3 separate regions of the Homo sapiens genome follow, and all the other regions are linked to region 3. Evidence: chromatin loops called from intact Hi-C (ENCODE). Cell type or tissue: dorsolateral prefrontal cortex. All regions are shown on one strand. Each heading gives the region's core, and the rest is flanking DNA. Links, peaks and the distances in the headings are about the cores only.

Region 1 (6,548 bases), core at 505-5,504, 280 kb after region 3:
TGTTAGTGTGACTTCACCTCCTTCTACGCTCTCCCTCACTCACTCTGCTCCTGCCCAATGGCCTCTCTTGCTCCTCAGTGCAGCAGGCACGCTCTACCTCAGGGCCTTTGCACTCGCCGTCCCTCTGCCTGGAAAGCTATTCCTCCAGAGATCCACATGGCTCCTCCCTCATTTCCTTTGGGTGTCCGTCCAAATATCACCTCCTTTCTGTTACCCTCCTTGATCAGGCTTTTAAAAATAATGGCTGGGCACGGTGGCTCACACCCATAATCCCAGCACTTTGGGAGGCTGAGGCGGGCAGATCGCTTGAGCCAAGGTGTTCAAGACCAGCCTAGGTAACATGGTGAAACCCCGTCTCTACAAAAAATACAAAAGTTAGCCAAGCATGGTGGTGCATCCTGTAGTCCCAGCTACTCGGGAGGCTGAGGTGAGAGGATCACCTGAGCCCAGGAGGTTGAGGCTGCAGTGAGCTGGGATTACACCACTGCACTTCAGCCTGGGCAACAGGGCAAGACCCAGAAAAGAAAAAAAAAATTAACAACCCCCAGGACATCATCCTTACTCTGCTTTCTCTCCTAACATTCATCTCCCATCTGACAAATTATAGATTTATTTGCCCGATGTCTGCCTCCTCCCAGCATAAGGGAAGGGACCTTACTGTCTGCATAAGGGAAGGGACCTCAGCTGTTTTCTTCACTGCAGAATCCCTAGTGCCCAGAACAGTACCTAGCACATGCTCAACACTGAATGAATGAAGGAATATAAAGAGCTTGGAATAATCCTCAACTCATAGGAAGCGCTCAATCGATGTAAGCCAGTATTATAATTAGTATGTGTGAAGTGCTTTCCAAGATACCCTCACCCCACGGGAGGCAGTCTAGAGGGATAATGTAAGCCAAATCTGGGTCAAACCCTGCTGTGTGACCTTGACTAAGTCACACTGCCTCTCTGAGTTGGTTTGCCCATCTATAAAATGAGAGTAACCAAATCTGGCCTTTAAGGGACTCGTGAGGGTTCAATGACCATGCAAGCTCCCTTTTCTTGGATACTTTCTGGATGTCAGAAACTGTCCTAGGTCCTCACCTTGCACAATCTCACTTAGCCCTCACCCCTGACCGATGGGGAAGTCCTCTCATTATCTGTATCTTCAGATGAGGCACTTAGTGATCCGAGAGGTGATGAGATTTGCCCAAGTTTACACCACCGGAAGTGGCAGGAGTCCGGCTCCTAACTGGCTGGTCTCTTTGGACCCTGGGATTGGGACCCTGCTGGCCCCCGCCCTGGCCAGGGAGCAGCATCTCTCTCCCAGGGTGCTATCTCAGGCAGCAGAGATGCCCTGGGCTCTACAGCCACACCTGCCCATGCCCGAGTCCTGTCGCTCACCCTTTGGCCCCACCACCGTCCCCGTAGCAGCGCCGGCTCCTGGTGTCCTGGGCAGGCCATTCACTCCTCACACAGACCGTGTGGCCCTGACTCAGATACCTTGTCCACTGGGCATGGGGTGCCCTCGCCTGCCCGCAGCTCCCTGGAATGGACCCCAACTGGAACTGGACACAGTACCTGCAGCCACACAGGGAGATACCACCTCAAGTACCCATGAGCATTTATGAAGCACCTACTGTACATCCAGCCCTATCTTAGGCCCAGGTTGGTACAATTTCTCCCTGATACAGGAATCTTTTGTGCAACCCAATTGGCCTCAACAGGTTGCATACAACAAGATTCAACTTCTGCTTTTCAAGTTAACATTATTCAGGGTTTACCATGTACCAGGCAGACCCTATTCTAAGCACTTTATCCAAAAGACTGAGTGTTTTATTTCTCATCTGTTTTCCCCATTAGAAGGCTGGCTCCATAATGCCAGGAATGTTCATTTGTTTTGTTTACTGTTGGGTCCAACTCCTAGAATTATATCCAGCTCAGTTTTTAAAATGTTAAATAAGTCATTGGGGCCGATGGAATATGGAACCCCTGCAAGGTAGGTGTTTCCCCTAGTTTACAGATTAGGAAACGGAGGATCAGAGAGAAAACTCGCCCAAGGCCACATACCTAATAAGCAGTGGGATGTAAAATGGAACCATCTCTGCTGAAAATAAGCCTAAATAGATACTCTTAAGCTCTCCACTGTGTTTTTTCTTTTCTTTGTTTGTTTGTTTGTTTGTTTGAGACGGAGTTTTGCTGGTGTTGCCCGGGCTGGAGTGCAATGGCACAATCTCGGTTCACCGCAACAAACTCCACCTCCCTGACTCAAGTGATTCTCCTGCCTCAGCTTCCCGAGTAGCTGGATTTACAGGCATGTGCCACCACGCCTGGCTAATTTTGTATTTTTAGTAGAGACGGGGTTTCTCCATGTTAGTCAGGCTGGTCTTGAACTCCTGACCTCAGGTGATCCACCCACCTCAGCCTCCCAAAGTGCTGGAATTACAGGCGTGAGCCACCGCGCCCGGCACGTTCTTTCAAAAGATCCTATTTTATTAAAAAGATTTGCCACAAAAAAAAAAAAAAAGAAAGAAAGAAAAAGAAGAGAAAAGAAAAAGATTTGCCTCAAAAAAAAAGAGGGAAAAAAAAAAAAAAAAGGCCAGGCGCGGTGGCTCACTGCAGTGGCCAACTTGATGAAACCCTGTCTCTACTAAAAATACAAAAATTAGCCAGGCGTGGTGGCTCGCGCCTGTAGTCCCAGCTACTTGGTAGGCTGAGACAGGAGAACGGCTTGAACCCCGGAGGCAGAGGTTGCAGTGAGCTGAGATGGCGCCACTGCACTCCAGCCTGGTCAACAGAGTGAGACTCGGTCTCAAAAAACAGAAGAAAAAAAGATTTGCAATGAGAATTCTTTAAAAGGAAAGCCCCCCCATTCAAGGGTATCTGAAATAAGACCCAGAATTTGCCAAATTTTACTTCCACCCAACTTTTTCTACAAGGAGCAGTAAATAGCACCCCCTGCTGGAGGAGACGCGGCGTGTCAAGGACTCGTGAATGACTCTGTGTGAATCTGCTGCCCCCTGGTGGCCAGAGGAGCCCACGGTTTTCTTCCAGGTGCAGCCGAAAGCCCATCCCCAGTCCTTCCCTCTCTGATCTGCCCCCATATCCCCTCGGGAATCTGTCCCCTACCAGAAGTCTGTGATAACTAGAAATTGCGTCTTCCCCATACAATTTCTCTTCCCCTTTTGGCAGTTTGTTTGGAAACTTCTTGCCCTCGCCCTATGGTCTTGGAGGGGCCATCACTCAGCCGGCCTGGCCGTGGCTCCCACAGCTGCCACTAAGGCGGGTATGTGATTGGAGTTGACCGACCAGAGTTCCCCATCTTCCTGGCCACGACGACTGGTTCAGGGATGGGCCCAGGATCCAAGCAGACCCAATCGGGGTCTCCTCCAGATATGATCCGCTGAGACTTCCAAGAGGACACTTTTGGGGTTACTGATCTGGGAGGATGTGGGGCTGCTTATCCCCACAATCTCTGCAAGATGCCCATCTTGACCACCACAGGGAAAGAGCCTGCTTGAGAATAAAGTCAACCCATGGAGCGAGTGACAGAAAGAGAGGGGACGAGAGCCAGCCCTGACGGCCTTACACACACCGTTGGCGCCAGCCCTGCTTGAAGTAATGTTATTTCAGAACTTCCCTCCCGGTTATCTAAACCAATACTTCACCTTTTCACTTGACGCAGTCTGAGCTAAGTTTCTGTCACTTGCAATCAAAAGAATCCTAACCCTTTTAGTTCTCCTGTCCATCTCCATTGCCACTGACTTAGTTCAGACCTTATTCTTTCAACTGATATTTACTGAGTACCTATCATGAGCCAGGCACTGTCCTGGAAATTTGACCTCAGCTCCGCGATCCCACAACACGCTGATCTGTCGCCAGTCCCCACAATCCATCCTTCACAAGGTACGACGAAACCACCCTGGTCCAAACCACCTTCTTCCCTCGCCTGGACCACTGCAATTGCCTCCTCATTGGTCTCCCGAGTTACCCCCTTGCTTCTCCTCTATCCATTGTCCAAGTAGGATCCCAAGGAATCCTGTGAAGACTTAAGTCAGATCATGTCACTCCTCTGCTAAAAACCCTACCATGACTCCCACCTCATGAGAGAAAGTGCGCAACTCCTCAACACAGCCTACAGGCCCCACAGGATCTACCTCCTACCTTGTTATCTTTTCAACCTCATTTCCTACTCTCTCCCTGCACTCAAACTATACCCGCCTTCTTGCTGATCCTTGAACACACTAGGCATGCCCTGCCCCAGAACTTTTGCACTTGCTGTTTCCCTCTTCCAGGCACACTCTTCCCCCAGATCTCCTCCTCCAGATCTTAGTTCAAATGTCACCTTCTCAGGGCACCCCTACCCCCTTCCCTGCTTTATCTTCTCCATGGCACTTAGGCTCCAACATGTTATTTGTTTTTTGTCTCTCTCCTCCCACTAGACTGTCCACTCAATGAGGACCAAGTATTTCTGTCTTTTTTGTTCCTTGCCATAACCCAAGGACTAGCACAGTACCTGTCACATAGTAGGCACTCAATCAAAGTTGAATGAATGGGTGAATGAATGAAGTTGAATGGAGACCAATCATTGGGGACTTTAAAATCCATGTTAATGAGCTTGCAGGTGTAACAAGGTGACAAACGGGGAGATATGGATGTTGCCAAAGTAAGAGAAAGACGTGATAAATGAAATTTTGGGCCGGGCACGGTGGCTCACGCCTGTAATCCCAGCAATTTGGGAGGCTGAGGCAGGCAGATCACCTGAGGTCAGGAGTTCGAGATCAGTCTGGCCAACATGATGAAACCCCGTCTCTACTAAAAATACAAAAATTAGCCTGGCGTGGTGGTGTGTGCCTGTAATCCCAGCTACTCAGGAGGCTGAGGCACAAGAATGGCTTGAACCCGGGTGGCGGATGTTGCAGTGAGCTGAGATCACACCACTGAGCTCCAGCCTGGGCAACAGAGCAAGACTCCATCTCCAGAAAAAAAAAAAGAAAAAGAAAAAAAAGAAACTTAGTTCAAGGAAACATGTTCACAAATTTTAGTTTGACTTTAGGTTGATTGATTTTCACTTACCCTGCTGTTGCCTGTTTCTTGGGACTATCTCACTTTTCCCACTCTTTCCCGTAGCTGCCTGTGGTTATCAAAGCAGGGACTGTGGGTCAAGGAGAAAACAGAGTTAGGGCGGACCACATCCCAGGCTATGGCACCATAGGGACACCGAGCTTGGTACCTCTGGTATCCAAGTCACTTACAAGACAGCCCTAAAGAGACTGTAGGATCTTTGAACTGGGTAGATAATCCCTACCAGTGCCCTTTATAGTGCTGGAAGCAGGATCATAGTTATCTCTGAGACTTCAGGGCCTGGTGTGGTCTCAAAAATTCTTTTTGAATGAATGATTTGCTGAATGAATAAGTGAATGATTTTTTTAATAGAGTAGATAAAAGAGTTAGTCAGCCAGGAGCAATGTCTCATGCCTGTAATCCCACCATTTTGGGAGGCCGAGGGAGGAGGATTGCTAGAGCCCAAAAATTTGAGACCAGCCTAGGCAACATGGTGAAACCTCATCCTGCAAAAATTAGCCAGATGTGATGGCGTGCACCTGTAGTCTCAGCTACCTGGGAAGCTAAAAGGGGAGGATCACCTGAGCTCAGAAGATCAAGGCTGCAGGGAGCCATGATTGCATCACTGTCCTCCAGCCTTGGGCAATACAGCAAGACCTAGACTCAAAAAAACAAAACAAAAAAAAAACAGAAAAACAAACAAACAAAAAAAAAAAACAAAGAAAAAAGAGTCAATAACTATCAGCACCATAGGAAAGGCAAAAAATTAATTAAATAATTTTAAAAGAAGAAAATAAAATGTTTAAAGTCAATGACTAAATGAATAAATGGATAGATAGCTGAAATGATGGAAGAAAGGAAGAATGGATGTATAATAGGTAGATAAATGGGAAGATGAGAGGCTGGAAGAAAAGGAGAGACAGAGAGATGAGTAGAAAGATGGATGGGTGGAAGAGAGGATGAATGGAAAGGATGGATGGAGAGTTGACAAGTGGATGGATAGGTGAATGAATAAAAAATGGATGGGTAGATAGATGGATGGATAGCTGGATGGATGGATGGATGGATGGATGGATGGATGGATGGGAAGATAGAAGAATGGAAGAAGGTAGAATGGAAGAAGATAGAAGAATGCAGAGAGATGAGTGGAAATGGCTAGATGAACGAGTAGATGGATGGATGGATGGATGGATGGATGGATGGGAGAATAGATGAATGAGTGAATGTAACAATGGAAGGATGGAAGAAAGGAGGTATAGGGGGATGGATTGATAGAAAGACAAATGAATGAATAAAATTATTTTACTTGGCCAGCTTCCAAGTTTCTTCCTTTCTAGATCAAACAGAGGAGAACATAGAAGAGAATTGATAATCATTTCACAAGAGGTTCGTGATTCCTTAGGAATCCCTAACACACAGCCTCCCTTCCCTCTTCCAACAGCTGTAGTTGTACTTTTGGTGTCACCTAGAGCAGTAAGGAGAGCCCCAGCTAAGCCCAGGTTAGT
Region 2 (6,548 bases), core at 1,067-6,066, 160 kb before region 3:
AACAGTTCTGTCCAGAGAGACCTCGGTTCAAGGTGACCCCCCGCAACCTCCCACTCACAAGCAGGCCAGCTGGTTTCTCTGAAAGTCTCGGCCCTGGGCCAGTGTTTTATTTCTTTCTGGGATGGGCCCCTATCTAGGAGTTTTTTTTCCCTTGGAACCTTGGAGAATGACTCATGAGGACTTTCAATGGGCAGCAAGTGCCCTGGTGACATAGGGTCACATCCTGTTACTCAAGAAGGCAGGTCCTGGGTAGATCCCAGGGAGGTGAGTTGGTGGGGGATAAAGAGCTCCTGTGTGGCCAGCAGCTGGCTGCAGTTCCCCAGGAAACAGCTTCCGGCAGACACTCAATCTCCAGTTGTAACAGGTGGTGTGGAGTCCGCTGTCCCAGGGAGTGGGCTCAAGGCCTAGTCCTGCCAATGAACTTGCTGTAGAAACTTTTCTGTCTATCAAATGAGGTGAGGTCCATGGAAAACCTAAAGGTTGCCTGTTGAATACTCATCCTGTTCCTTCTTTTTTACTTACAGAACCCCAACTGGGGGTGGGGGACATTGGACAACAATGTGTCTAAGGGGAGGCTGGGCCTCTCTCTGGCCCCAGTGTTTGTGTGTCCAAATGCATGCACAAGTGTGTGTGTGTGTGTGTGTGTAGCTGCAAGCACACAGGAAAATGTATACATCTTGTTTATCTTGTTTATCCACGAATCCCAGCTCCAAGACATCTTCCTGGAGGGATGGCCAAGGCACATGATGACAGTCTACATTCTTCTCATTTTGTTTTTTCTAGTTTGTTTCATTTTTTCCTTTTCTTGTTTTCTTTTGTTTGCTTTTGTGTGTGTGTATGTTTCTGTTTCTTACTTTTTGTTATTTTAAATTTTATTTATTTTTCTTCTCACTTTTTTATTTTGGAGACAGAGTCTCGCCCTGTCACCCAAGCTGGAGTGCAGTGGTCCAATGTCGGCTCATTGTAACTTCTGCCTCCCAGGTTCAAGTGATTCTCCTGCCTCAGCCCCCCGAGTAGCTGGGATTAACAGGCATGTGCCACCGCGCCCAGCTAATTTTTGTATTTTTAGTAGAGACGGGGTTTTACCATGTTTGCCAGGCTGGTCTCAAACTCCTGACCTCGGGCAATCGCCTGCCTCAGCTTCCTAAAGTGCTAGGATTACAGGCCTAAGCCACCGTGCCCAGCCTCATTTTTTTTTTTCTTTTTTTTGAGATGGTCTCCCTCTGTCACCTAGGTTGGAATGCACTGGTGCAATAATTGCTCACTGCAGCCATGACCTCCCATGCTCAAGCAATCCTCCCACCTCAGCCTCCCACGTAGCTGGGACTACAGGTGAGTGCCACCATACCCGACTAATTTTTGTATTTTTTGTAGAGATGGAGTTTTGCCATGTTGCCCAGGCTGGTCTCCAACTCCTGGGCTCAAGTGATCCTCCGACCTCGGCCTCCCAAACTGCTGGGATTACAGTCTTGAGCCACTGCACCCGGCCTATTCTCACTTTCTGAATGGCTTTGGGCAAGTCACAATCTCTGTGTGCTTCAGTTTCTTCTCTGAAGTGGGAATGGCAAGCTGGACACCCTGAGCGTGTGTCTGTAGTCCCAGCTTCTGGGGCTGAGGCCAGGGGTTCAAGGCTATAGTGTGCCATGATCACTCCTACGAATAGCCAGTGCACCCCAACTCGAAAAAAATTTAAAAGACCAGGCATAGTGGCTCACACCTATAATCCCAGTACTTTGGGAGGCCAAGGTGAGAGGATCACTTGAGCCCAGGAGTTGGAGACCAACCTGGGCAACATAATGAGACTCTGTCTCATTTATAACGACAACAACAACAAAAGGTAAAAAATAAACAGTGGGGGCTCATGTGAGAAAAGCTATAAAAACAGAGAATATTGGCTGTTAAATATTGATGTTTGCAGGTTGTCAGGAAAGGAATCTTGTAGAGAATATAGAACTCCTGGCCCCTTTCCTAAAGGTTCTGATGCAGTGGGTCTGGCATGGGGCCAGGCCTCTGTTAGCAAGGGCCCCAGTGACGTTTATCAGTTAGCGAATTTGAAAATCACTGTCTTAGGCCGGGCGCGGTGGCTCATGTCTGTAATCTCAGCACTTTGAGAGGCCGAGGCAGGTGCATCACCTGAGGTCAGGAGTTCCAGATCAGCCTGGTCAACACAGTGATACCCCGTCTCTACTAAAAATACAAAAAATTAGCTGGGTGTGGTGGCAGGCACCTATAATACCAGCTACTCGGGAGGCTGAGGCAGGAGAATTGCTTGAACCCGGGAGGCCGAGGTTGCAGTGAGCCAAGATCATGCCACTGCACTCCAGCCTAGGCAACAAGAGTGAAACTCCATCTCAAAAAAAAAAAAAAAAAAAAAAAAGGAAAAGAAAATCACTGGCTTGGGAGAAATTCCAATTCCTGACTTTGCCCCTTATACCTGAACAAGTCATCACACTTCCATAATCCTGATTTCCTCATCTCTAAAATAATAATAATATGGCTGGACACAGTGGCTCACACCTGTAATCCTAACACTTTGGAAGGCCGAGGCAGGTGGATCACTTGAGGTCAGAATTTCGAGACCAGCCTGGGCAACATGGTGAAACCCTGTCTCTACTAAAAATACAAAATAATTAGCCGGGCGTGGTGGCAGACATCTGTAATTCCAGCTACTCGGGAGGATGAGGCAGGAGAATCGCTTGAATCCGGCAGGCAGAAGTTGCAGTGAGCCAAGATAGTGCCACTGCACTCCAGCCTGGGTACCAGAGCAAGACTGTCTCAAAAAATAAAAAAATAAATAATAATAATAATAATAAAAATATTACTAACCTCAGTGGTTCCTAGTAGGAGTTGACGACGGTTCTCAACCGAGGGTGATTTTTTTTTCCCCAGAGGATATTTGACAATGTCTGGAGAAAGTTTTGGTTACAACCAGGTGTGGTGTTGCCCCTGGCATCTGTGAATGGAGGCCAGGGATGTTGCTAACCATCAGACAACACACAGGACAGCCCCCGAAGCAAAGAATGAGCCAGCCCAAAATGTCAGTAGCGCCAAGGTTGGGAAACTCTGGGTTAAACTTATTAATGCACCATGTGCTCTCAGGAGGGTAGAGGCCAAGAAGCATTTTCTGTTGACTTAGCACAAACAAAGTTGCCCACAACATAAAGGGCTTTCCCAGTCCAGGAAAATGGAGTAAAGTGCTGGGTGTGAAGAAGGTCAGAGCCAGAGTGAGACCCATTGTTCTGCATGAGAGGGGGTGGGGAGAGTGGCAGTGACGCCAGAAATCTCTGAGTGTGACTCACTGAGAGAAGCCAGCTGGATGGCAGGGTTGCCAGAGCCTTTGTTCCAAGCTGCATTTGAGTAGTGAGCTTGAGGTTTTTCCACAGAAGGTGGGTACTCATTGAAAGGGACTTCGTTTTCTGAAGTTGCTTGTTGCTCCCCCCGCCCTTTTGTTGTTGTTGAGACGGAGTCTCCCTCTGTCGCCCAGGCTGGAGTGCAGTGGCACAATCTCTGCTCACTGCAACCTCCGCCTCCCTGGTTCACGCCATTTTCCTGCCTCAGCCTCCCAAGTAGCTGGAAGTACAGGCGCCCGCCACCATGCCTGGCTAATTTTTTGTATTTTTAGTAGAGACGGGGTTTCACTGTGTTAGCCATGATAGTCTCGATCTCCTGACCTCGTGATCCACCTGCCTCGGCCTCCCAAAGTGCTGGGATTACAGGCATGAGCCACCTCGCCCAGCCCCACTTTTTATATTAAGAAAATATTGACCGTCTAGATCAGTGGTTCAGGAGTGATTTTTGTCTCCCAGGGGACATTTAGCAATGTCTGGAGGCACTGACATAACTGGGGAGGAGGGTTCTCTGGGCATCTGGTGGGTGGAGGTCAGGCCTGCCCCTAAACCTCCTACAGTGAACAGGACAGCCCCCACCCCCACCCCCACTCAAGGATTATTTGGCCCAAAATCTAAATAGTGCTGGTGTTGTGAAACTCCAAATTATATGGCAAAATCCTGTCTCTACTAAAAATACAAAAATTAGCCGGGCCCGGTGGCGCATGCCTGTAGTCCCAGCTACTCAGGAAGCTGAGGCACAAGAATTGCTTGAACCTGGGAGGTGGAGGTTTCATTGAGCCGAGATAGCACCACTGCACTCCAGCCTGGGTGACAGAGCGAGACTCTTGTCTTAAAAAAAAAAAAAAAAAAAGAAAAGAAAAAGAAAAAATAATAAACTCCAAGTTATATAAAAATGTCATTATTGGGGTCCAAACCACCCCTACCGCTTAGGAGGTGGTAGGGGAACAGGTTTGAGGAGGGAGCCTGAATTCTTTCTGTTTGGTCAGGTCAAGTCGTACCGAGATCATTTGAGAGCCAGAAAGGGGCCCTAGAGGTATTTTGCAGTGTTTCTTGAGGCCCCACTCTGTGCCACGCCCCCTGCCCTCTGACTGCAGGCATCTTGGAGAGAGGTATCACCTCAGAGCTGGAGAAATGTCAAGCTAGTTGAATAACAGGCACCAAAGGTTTTGAGGGGTGCAGAGCGAAGAGCCTTGGGCTGAGAGTTTGAGTCCTGACTGTTTCAGTGAGACCAGCAAGCGCTTTCTCTCTCCAGCTTCTCCATTTCCACCTTTGCAAACTCTGGACTCCAAGGACGCAAGATGGCCGGAAACAAGATGGTGGAGGTAAGGGAGATGCTGAGAGCTGGACAGAGGCTCTGGCACCACTGAAGTTCCCAGAAGTCAGGGCAGAGTTGGGGTCCAAGGAGGTCCAACCATGAGGACAGAGTGTAAGTGGATGTAGGGCATAGCAGAGGACCTGGCCACCTTTTAGTTGAAGAGGAAGTGATGAACAGAGAGAGAAGGTTGTTAGGAGGAGGAGGTGACAGAGAAGATAACATTTCTCCAACTGGAGTTAAGGTCTCAAGCTACATAGGGTGTGGCTGCAGATCCTGGAGGTTGGTTTTACCACTGAAAATCCCATGTCTCCAGAATATCTTTAGTCCCAGGCAAATCAGGATGGTTGATCTTCCTGCCCAAACTGCCCACTCCCAATCCCCTTCCCCTTGCCTTCTTCTATTAGAGAGACCAGGAAGCTAAATACTTGGTTCTCCAGTGGAGGCAGTGAGACATGGTTCAGGAAAATGAGATGTAGGCTGAAGTCCACTGGGAAGGCATTCCTTCTGAAATATAGACACAAAGTCTTGCCAGGAAAAAACATTTGGCCCTTCCTTCCCCTTCTTTAAGTAGCAGAATCTCTGTAATTTTTTTTTTTTTTTCGAGACAGGGTCTCACTCCGTCACCCAGGCCAGAGTGCAGTGGCACTATTATAGTTCACTGCAGCCTTGAACTCTTGAGCCCAAGCATTTCCTTGCCTCAGCCTCTCAAGTAGCTGGGACTACAGGCATGTGCCAACATGCCCAGCTACTTTAAACTTTTTTTTTTTTTTTTTGTAAAGGCAAGAGTCTCACTTTGCTGCCCAGGCTGGTCTCAAACCTCTAGGCTCAAGTAATCCTTCCACCTCAGCCTCTCAAAGTGCTGGGATTACAAGAGTGAGCCACCACACCTAGCCATAATCCCTGAGATTTGGCTGGACAGTCAAAAGCTACATTTCCCCACATGTAGATATGGCCATCTGATCACATCCTGGCCTATGAGATGTGAACAAAAGTGCCAAGTGCAGCTTCCATGCCAGTTCCTTAGAGCAACAGAGTATACCCTTCCTTGCCATTGCTTGGTTAATGGACTCAGACGATGAATGGGCCAACCGATTCACTCCTTGAATGAACATGTTTGTTTGACCTGTGCAACATCAGTGCCTTCTTCTGATCATAGCACCCCAATTTTCCTTCAGACAATGAAGCAAAGGCTATAGGTGCCCTGGCCATTGTCCTAACCTTCAATGCACGCTGGCCCAAGCTTCGTCTCTTTGTCTGAGGACTTTCTCAGACCAGCAGGGACCATGCTCTTCCATGCTGGAAGTTCTGGGCAAAAACTCTCCTGCTAGCAACTGTCAGACAATGACTGACAGAAGTTGGTAGATGAATACCCCAGCTCCCTCAGCACTAAGATGGGATAACATTGAGGTCTATGTTTGCTATGGTTTGAATGTGTCCCCCCAAAAGCATGTATTGGAAACTTAATCCGCAATTCAAATGTGCTGGGGAGTGGAGCCTAATGGAGCCCTCATGAGAATGGATTAATGCCAGTTGTGAAAGGGCTTGCGGCTGCGAGTTCAATCTCTTGTTCACCCTCACCTTCTCTTACGTTTTCACCTTCCACCATGAATGATGCAGCATGAAGGCCCTTGCCAGATGACAGCACTATGCCCTTGGACTCCCCAGCCTCCATAACCATGGGCCAAATAAACTTCTATTGTTTTAAATTGCCCAGTCTGTGGTATTCTATCATAACAGCACAAAATAGACTAAAACAATGCTCTACACTGGCTGCCAGAGTTCCCTGATGGGATTGTGCTCCAGTTGTCCACAGTAGTAACTTGCTGGATAATACTTCCTGTTTCCGCAGGCTTCTCTTCTCTGTCTCATTCCCTCAATCCCCT
Region 3 (6,548 bases), core at 968-5,967:
CACACACAACCACCAAACCCTCTGGAGGCTCCCACTGCACTTGGAAGAAAGCGCTATTCCCTACTCGCAAGGCCTTGAGAGGTCCAGCCGGCTCACCTCCGCGGGGCCTCCCCTCCCCGTTCTCCCTTTGTTTTCTCTACTCCAGCCTCTCTGGCCTCCTCACTGCTCCTCTGTCTCCCTGAGCTTGTTCCCACTCCGGACATTTACCTTTGCTGGTCCCTCTGTATCTAAGTCCCTGGAGGTACCCAGTGCTATGTGGGTGAAGGGCAAAATAAGGCCAGCTTTTAGTAGCCAGTTTCTCATTCACCCATTAATGCATTTCTTCATTTAAAATCATTTCCCTGAGCACCTACTATGTTGCAGGCCCCGAGGTAGGTGCTGGGGATGAAGCTGTGGAGTATCCTAGTTATATCAACTCTCAGGGTAAGAGGGGCTGACCCTTGACTACCAAACCTTCAGTGGCTCCCTATTGTCCCAGGCCAAAGTTCATACTTCCGATCTCAGAATGCTTGCTTTTCCTATGTGGGTCCAGGTGGCTGTGTTAGTAGCTCTCAGAGTCCCTGAGGCCATTGCCACTGCTGCCGAATTTTTTGTTTGTTTGTTTGTTTGTTTGTTTGTTTGTTTTGAGATGGAATCTCGCTCAGTCACCCAGGCTGGAGTACAGTGGCGCAATCTCGGCTCACTGCAAGCTCTGCCTCCCAGGTTCACACCATTCTCCTGCCTCAGCCTCCCGAGTAGCTGGGACTACAGGCGCCCGCCACCACGCCTGGCTAATTTTTATTGTATTTTTAGTAGACACGGGGTTTCACCGTGTTAGCCAGGATGGTCTCGATCTTCTGATCTCGTGATCTGCCCGTCTCGGCCTCCCAAAGTGCTGGGATTACAGGCGTGAGCCACCGTGCCCGGCCGCTGCTGAATTGTTTTACATTCTCAGGGTTTCTGCTCCTGCCGCCCCCGACCCTGGCACCTGGCTGCGCTCACACAAACATACAGGGGTTGCCTCCTATTCCTCCTGGCTCTTCCTGGCCTTGCTCACATCCACCTTCCCCCCAGAGCCTGGGTGAGTGTTGATGCTTTCTCAGTCCAACATCATTTATTTATTTTGAGACAGGGTCTGGCTCTGTCACCCAGGCTGGAGTGCAGTGGTGCAATCTCGGCTCACTGTAGCCTCAACCTCACAGGCTCAAGCGATCCTCCTACCTCAGCCTCCTTAGTAGCTGGGACTATAGGCACACACCACCATGCCTGGCCTGCGTCATCGTTTAAGGCCCTCAGCCTATCTGTCATTCTTTGTAGAAATATTCTCTCATCAGGACCTCACATCAACCCCATAGCCTAGTTAGGTTGATCTTATCCCTGTTTCACAGATGAGGAAACCAAGGCACAGAGAGGTCAAGTAACTTGCCCAAGGACACACAGCTAGTACAGGGGACTTGAGCCCAGCAAGCTGATCCCAGGTCTGCGTTCTTCACATTCCTGCTCTGCTATCTTCACTATTCAGCTGGGCTTTTCCAGAAATGCTTCCTGCTATCAGGCTGGGAACATGCCCTCATGCGTCCCCACTGCCCGCGGAGGGAGGCCCAGCTCCTGTTCGTTTATAGCCACTCTTTACCTGCTGGCTCTGCAGACCTCCTTCAGTCGGGAGGCCTGCGCTTTCCTTGGCCTGCTCTTCTGAGGCTGCCCTCCAAAGCCCTGGAACATTCTATAATCCCAGTGCTGGGCGCTTCACAGTCATTGCCCTGTGTAGGGCTCTCATTATCCCCATCTTACAGATGGAGGAACAGAGGCTTGGAAAAAGGAGATCATATCTGCCCCACACTGGAAAGCAGGAGACCTGTGGAACCCAGGTCTGTCTGACCAAACACCCCAGCCATGCTCACCTGACGGTCCTCATGCTTAGTGTCGTGATAGCCGACCATGAAAGTTGACTACTATGACCGACCACCACTACTGACCGCCACAGATGGCCACTCCAGCCAGCCACTATAGCTGACTGCTGGAACTGACCACCTGCTCTTAAACACCTGCTGAATCAGGCCTGGTTCCCACTACTCTACCCAGGCAGTCTCACACCATTGCTGGAAGGTTGCTTCTATTTTTCACCCCATTGTATTTATTTATTTATTTATTTAGACTGAGTGTTGCTCTGTTGCCCAGGCTGGAGTGCAGTTGCGTGATCTTCGCTCACTGCAGCCTCAACCTTGCTAGCTCAAGTGATTGTCCCACCTCAGCCTCCCGAGTAGCTGGGACTACAGGCGTGTGCCACCATGCCCAGCTAATTTTTGTATTTTTTGTAGAGACGAGGTTTCACCATGTTGCTCAGCTGGTCTCAAACTCCTGGACTCAAGCGATCTACCCACTTTGGCCTCCCAAAATGCTGGGATTACAGGTGTGAGCCACTGCACCCAGCTTTCACCCTGTGTTAGAGATGAGGGAACTTAGGGTCTGAGAGGGAGCATGACATGACCAAGGTCACTCTGCTAGCAGGGGGCAGGGCTAGACTTAGAACCAGGGCTGGGGGACTGCAAAAGCCTCACACAGCTGCCCTGCATGTCCCAGTGACCAGGCCACCTGCATTTTTGCCCCACCCCAGGGAAACTTGAGTCTCCTGAGAAGGTCTGGCTTTTCTATTGTCCCCACCCAAAGCTCCTTGGGAGTTGACAAGAGGGACCAGCCTTGGGCTTCCGGCTTGGGTGCCCTGGACTTTTCCCATGCAGCTGTCAATGGGCCTTTGTGTGTCCAGGCTGCCTGGCCCTTGTCCACACCACATGGCTTCCTGATGACTTGGGGCGCTCGGCCAGCAGCTGTGTGTGGCCTGGGGACCCATCACCCACTGGGCAGGACGCTCTAAATGCCTTAAGGCAGGGACTTGAGCAGCCCCTAGGCCTTCGCCCTGACTTTTCCCTCTGCCAGGAAAGACCTTTCTTCAAATTCTGCCATGATCGGCAGCTTCTATCCTTCAAGGCACAACTCAAATGCCACCACTTCAAAGAGGTGACCATCTGGCTCACTGGAAGTTGCACTCTAAGAGGGCAGGGGTTTGTCTGCTGGGTAGGGGAGACAGACAATAAAGAAGGCTAGGCAGAGTGGCATAATCCCAGCACTTTGGGAGGCAGAGGCAGGAGGATCACTTGAACCCAGAAGTTTGAGACTAGCCTGGGCAACATAGTGAGACCCTGTCTCTACTAAAAAAAAAAAAAAAAAAAAAAATAGCCGGGTGTGGTGGTGCACACCTGTGGTCCCAGCTACTTGGAGGCTGAGGTGGAAGGATCACTTGAACCCAGGAGGTTGAGGCTGCAGTGAGCCTAGATTGTGCCACTGCACTCCAGCTTGGGTGACAGAGCAAGACCTTGTCTCAAAGCAAAACCAAAAACAACAACAACAAAAACCCAAAAATGTAATAAGTTAACATTTCAACAAGATCCTTTCGGGTCATTGAATGGAGCGTGTCTAGGACAGGGTCTTTCTGAGGTGGTGACATCTGAACAGAAACCTGGATGAAAAGGAGAAACCCCCGTGAGCCCCTGCGGAGCCCAGACGCAGGCACACAGTAGGCGCTCAGTAAATGAATGTGGCTGCGCAGGCCATGGCTCTGACTGCCGTGGGGGCGACTTTCCCCTCCAGGGGGCGCCTGGCAATGTCTGGGGACAGTTTTGGCTGTCACACGGCGCGCGGGGGGAAGGAGGAATGCAACAGACTCCGAGTAGTCGGAGGCCAAGGGTGCGGCTAAGCGTCCTGCCCCGCACAGGTAGCCCGCGGGATGACCCGGTCCCCGCGCGTCCTGGGTGCGGCTCGGGCGCTCCCTGGCGGCTGCACGGGGCATTGCAGCAGTCCCCGAAGAGCCTGGCGATGGGAAAGGTCCGTCCCTGCAGCGCCCGCGTGGTGACACCAGCAGCAGCGTGATAACCGCACCGCGAGCGTGTACCTGTCAACACGAGGGTAAACCCAAACTCCACGTCCACACTGCCAGGCAACTCAGGGTGAATGCATCCGCAACCCACTCCTCATCTCCCGCAGAAACCTGCTCTGCCCACAGCCTTCTTAGCCTTAAGGGCAGCCAGCTCCACCCTCCCCAGAGGCTCAGGGAGTCATTCATCCCCGACTCCTCTCTGTCTGCCACCGACATGTCCCATCCACCAGCTAATCCTGTCTGTTCCACCTTCAGGATACATCCAGACTCTGTCTCCCCACTCCACTGCCCCGCCAAGCCCAGCCGCCATCCTGTGTGCGGTCACCTCCTCCCCGAGCTCGCAGCCTCCACCCTGGGTCCTAACACTCTGGCCTCCTGGTGGAGTGATTCTGCAAGGGCCTAAGTCAGGCCAGGCTCCTCCCCTGCTCAGAACCCTCCATGACTCCCAGCTCACTCACAATGAGAGCCAAGGTCCCTCAATGGCCCTCAAGGCCTAATTTAAAATTGAAACACACTCCAGCCCCACCCTCTCAGTCTTCTGTGCTGCCTTTTTTTTTTTTTTTTTTTTTTTTTTAAGACAGGGTCTCGCTCTGTCACCCAGGCTGGAGTGCAGTGGTGCGATCTCGGCTCACTGCAACCTCCACCTCCCAGGTTCAAGCGATTCTCGTGCCTCAACCTCCCGAGTACCTGAGAGGCACGCCACCACGCCCAGCTAATTTTTGTATTTTTAGTAAAGGCAGGGTTTCACCATGCTGGCCAGGCTGGTCTCAAACTCCTGACCTCAAGTGATTCACCAGCCTCGGCCTCCCAAAGTGCTGGGATTACAGGCGTGAGCCACCGCGCCCAGCCTTTTTGAGAAAGGGTCTCGCTGTGTCACCTGGACTGGAGTTCAGTGACACAATCACGGCTCACTGCAGCCTCGATCTCGACTAGGCTCAGGCAATCCTCCCACCTCAGTCTCCCAAGTAGGTGGGACTACAGGCATGAGCCACCATGCCCAGCTAATTTTTTGTGTTTTTAGTAGAGACAGGGTCTGTACTATGCTATGTTGCCCAGGCTGGTTCCAAACTCCTGGGATCAGGTGATCCTCCCGCCTCAGCCTCCCAAAGTGCTGGGATTACAGGTGTGAGCCACCGTGCACAGCTTTTACTCTATTTTTATATACAGCAAGAATCACCAAGTGCCATATATTTTACTTATTTGTCTTGCTTATTGCCCATCCTCTCTTTGTGAACAGCTGCTGGGGGCAGGGATGGGCTGTGTCTTTCTGGTCACTGGCATCTCTCCAGCACTCAGCACTGTGTCTGGCACTCAGTAGGTGCTCAACGAATATTTGTTGAATGAATGGATGGGTGGGTGGATGGACGGATGGGGATGGATGGATAGATGGATGGATGGTTGGATAGATGGATGGGTAGGTGGATGGATGGGTGGATGGATGGATCTGCCAATAGCAGCATAGCGGTTTAAGAGCACAAATCCCAGCCTCACATTAGAACTTTGGGGGTTCTGGTTCCACCTCCACCACCTACAAGCTGTGCAAGCTTGGATGGGCTAGATGACCTCTCTGGCCCTCAGCTTCCCAACAGGAATAAAAAGAACACCCACCTTGTGTTCTGACAGCATTAAACCCCTTAATCCATGTAAATCCACAGCTGAGCCTGGGCTCAGGCACACAGTAGGTGCTTAGTAAACATATGCAGATGGACAGATGCCAGGGCAGTGGTTCTGACTGCTCTGGGGTAAGCAGTAGGTGCTGCATAGGGACAAGTGTCTTACTTTAGTCACTGTTCCCAGCCTACCTCCTCCCCTCTCCACTCGCTAAACCCCTGAAGGGTAGGGATCATGTCTCAGTCATCTTTCTTTGCACATAGTAGGTGCTCATTAAGTGCTGGCATTGAGAGGAGGACACTGATGTTGGAGGAGTGCCTCCTGTTTGCCCTGCAAACTGAGAGGCAGATTCTCCTACCCCACCTTACAGGTGAAGAAACCGAGGCTCAGGGACCCCTGAGAGCAGAGGGAAGGGACGTCATTCTGCAGAGTGACCAGCAGGGGGCGAGCGGGACTGCTCTGTGGCTCCGAGGACCCAGCGGCAGGTGCACTGCTCTGAGAGTGAACGCTGCCTTACATTTTGCACGGTAGGCACCTCGCTTTTCTCACCTTAGTACCAGCCCTGGTCGGAAGGGCCCTGTCACACCAGGACACGCCTTTCTTCTGCCTTGCATCGAGCGCTTATGCTCTCCCAGGCGCTGTGCTAAGGGCTTCCCACATATATTAGCTCATGTGGTCTTCATGACAGCAGATGTGCGGCAGGTCCTGTTACTGCCCCCTTTCTGCAGAGGTGATAGCTGAGTCCAGGAGAGGTCACTAGCCAGAGGTAATGCCGTTCCACCATTGCATGTTGCATGTACGAAGGCAGATCTCATGCCTTCGGATCACATGCCATGATTGTGTAAAAACATGTGTGTGGACTCGTTTGCAGAGGGGTGCATGTACCTGCATGAAAGAAGGGAAGCAGACATTTGTGACCAAGAAGGTGGACAGTGGCAGAGCACAAGAGTTTGTCTAAGTTATTACATCCATGACCTTTCCATGTCAGAGAAGCGGGGAGCTGGGGGAGCCCAGAAAGGCAGAGCTT

The links. Hi-C counts contacts between places; a loop is a spot of excess contacts. Peaks named below come from ENCODE experiments on the same cell type or tissue, not always from the same donor. Only the 100,000 strongest peaks of a DNase experiment are listed, where the experiment ranks them.
Region 1: a loop joins it to region 3, with 2.2 times the contacts of the local background. A loop is called at or near these places in 76 of 110 quality-filtered maps.
Region 2: it touches region 3 in a loop (13-fold over the local background); 15 of 110 quality-filtered maps call a loop at or near these places.

Annotation. Positions count from the first base shown.
Region 1 is chr20:49,330,532-49,337,079 of GRCh38, reverse strand. LOC105372649 (a long non-coding RNA gene) reads right to left here. Exons shown (of 4, transcript XR_001754659.2): 1 at 5,625-6,548; 2 at 5,056-5,134. Among named protein-coding and RNA genes, the nearest start is that of SNORD12, 53 kb to the right of the region's middle. RefSeq lists an enhancer at 2,843-2,902. In dorsolateral prefrontal cortex, for the core only: CTCF peaks have their summits at 2,758 and 2,963 (motif pointing left); DNase peaks (open chromatin) are centred at 2,448 and 2,979.
Region 2 is chr20:49,769,135-49,775,682 of GRCh38, reverse strand. It overlaps LOC105372652 (a long non-coding RNA gene), which reads left to right and starts at 312. Exons shown (of 3, transcript XR_936825.3): 1 at 312-455; 2 at 4,603-4,672. RefSeq lists a silencer at 196-344 and enhancers at 3,195-3,833, 5,461-6,309, 6,310-6,548. In dorsolateral prefrontal cortex, for the core only: no CTCF peak of the experiment used is centred there; DNase peaks (open chromatin) are centred at 2,024 and 3,292; H3K27ac peaks cover 1,375 bases.
Region 3 is chr20:49,608,522-49,615,069 of GRCh38, reverse strand. No RefSeq gene overlaps it. Among named protein-coding and RNA genes, the nearest start is that of PTGIS, 44 kb to the right of the region's middle. RefSeq lists a silencer at 3,769-3,888 and an enhancer at 3,614-4,114. In dorsolateral prefrontal cortex, for the core only: CTCF peaks have their summits at 2,743, 3,612 (motif pointing right), 3,811 (motif pointing left), 5,951 (motif pointing right) and 1 weaker place; DNase peaks (open chromatin) are centred at 2,759 and 3,809; H3K4me3 peaks cover 911 bases; H3K27ac peaks cover 930 bases.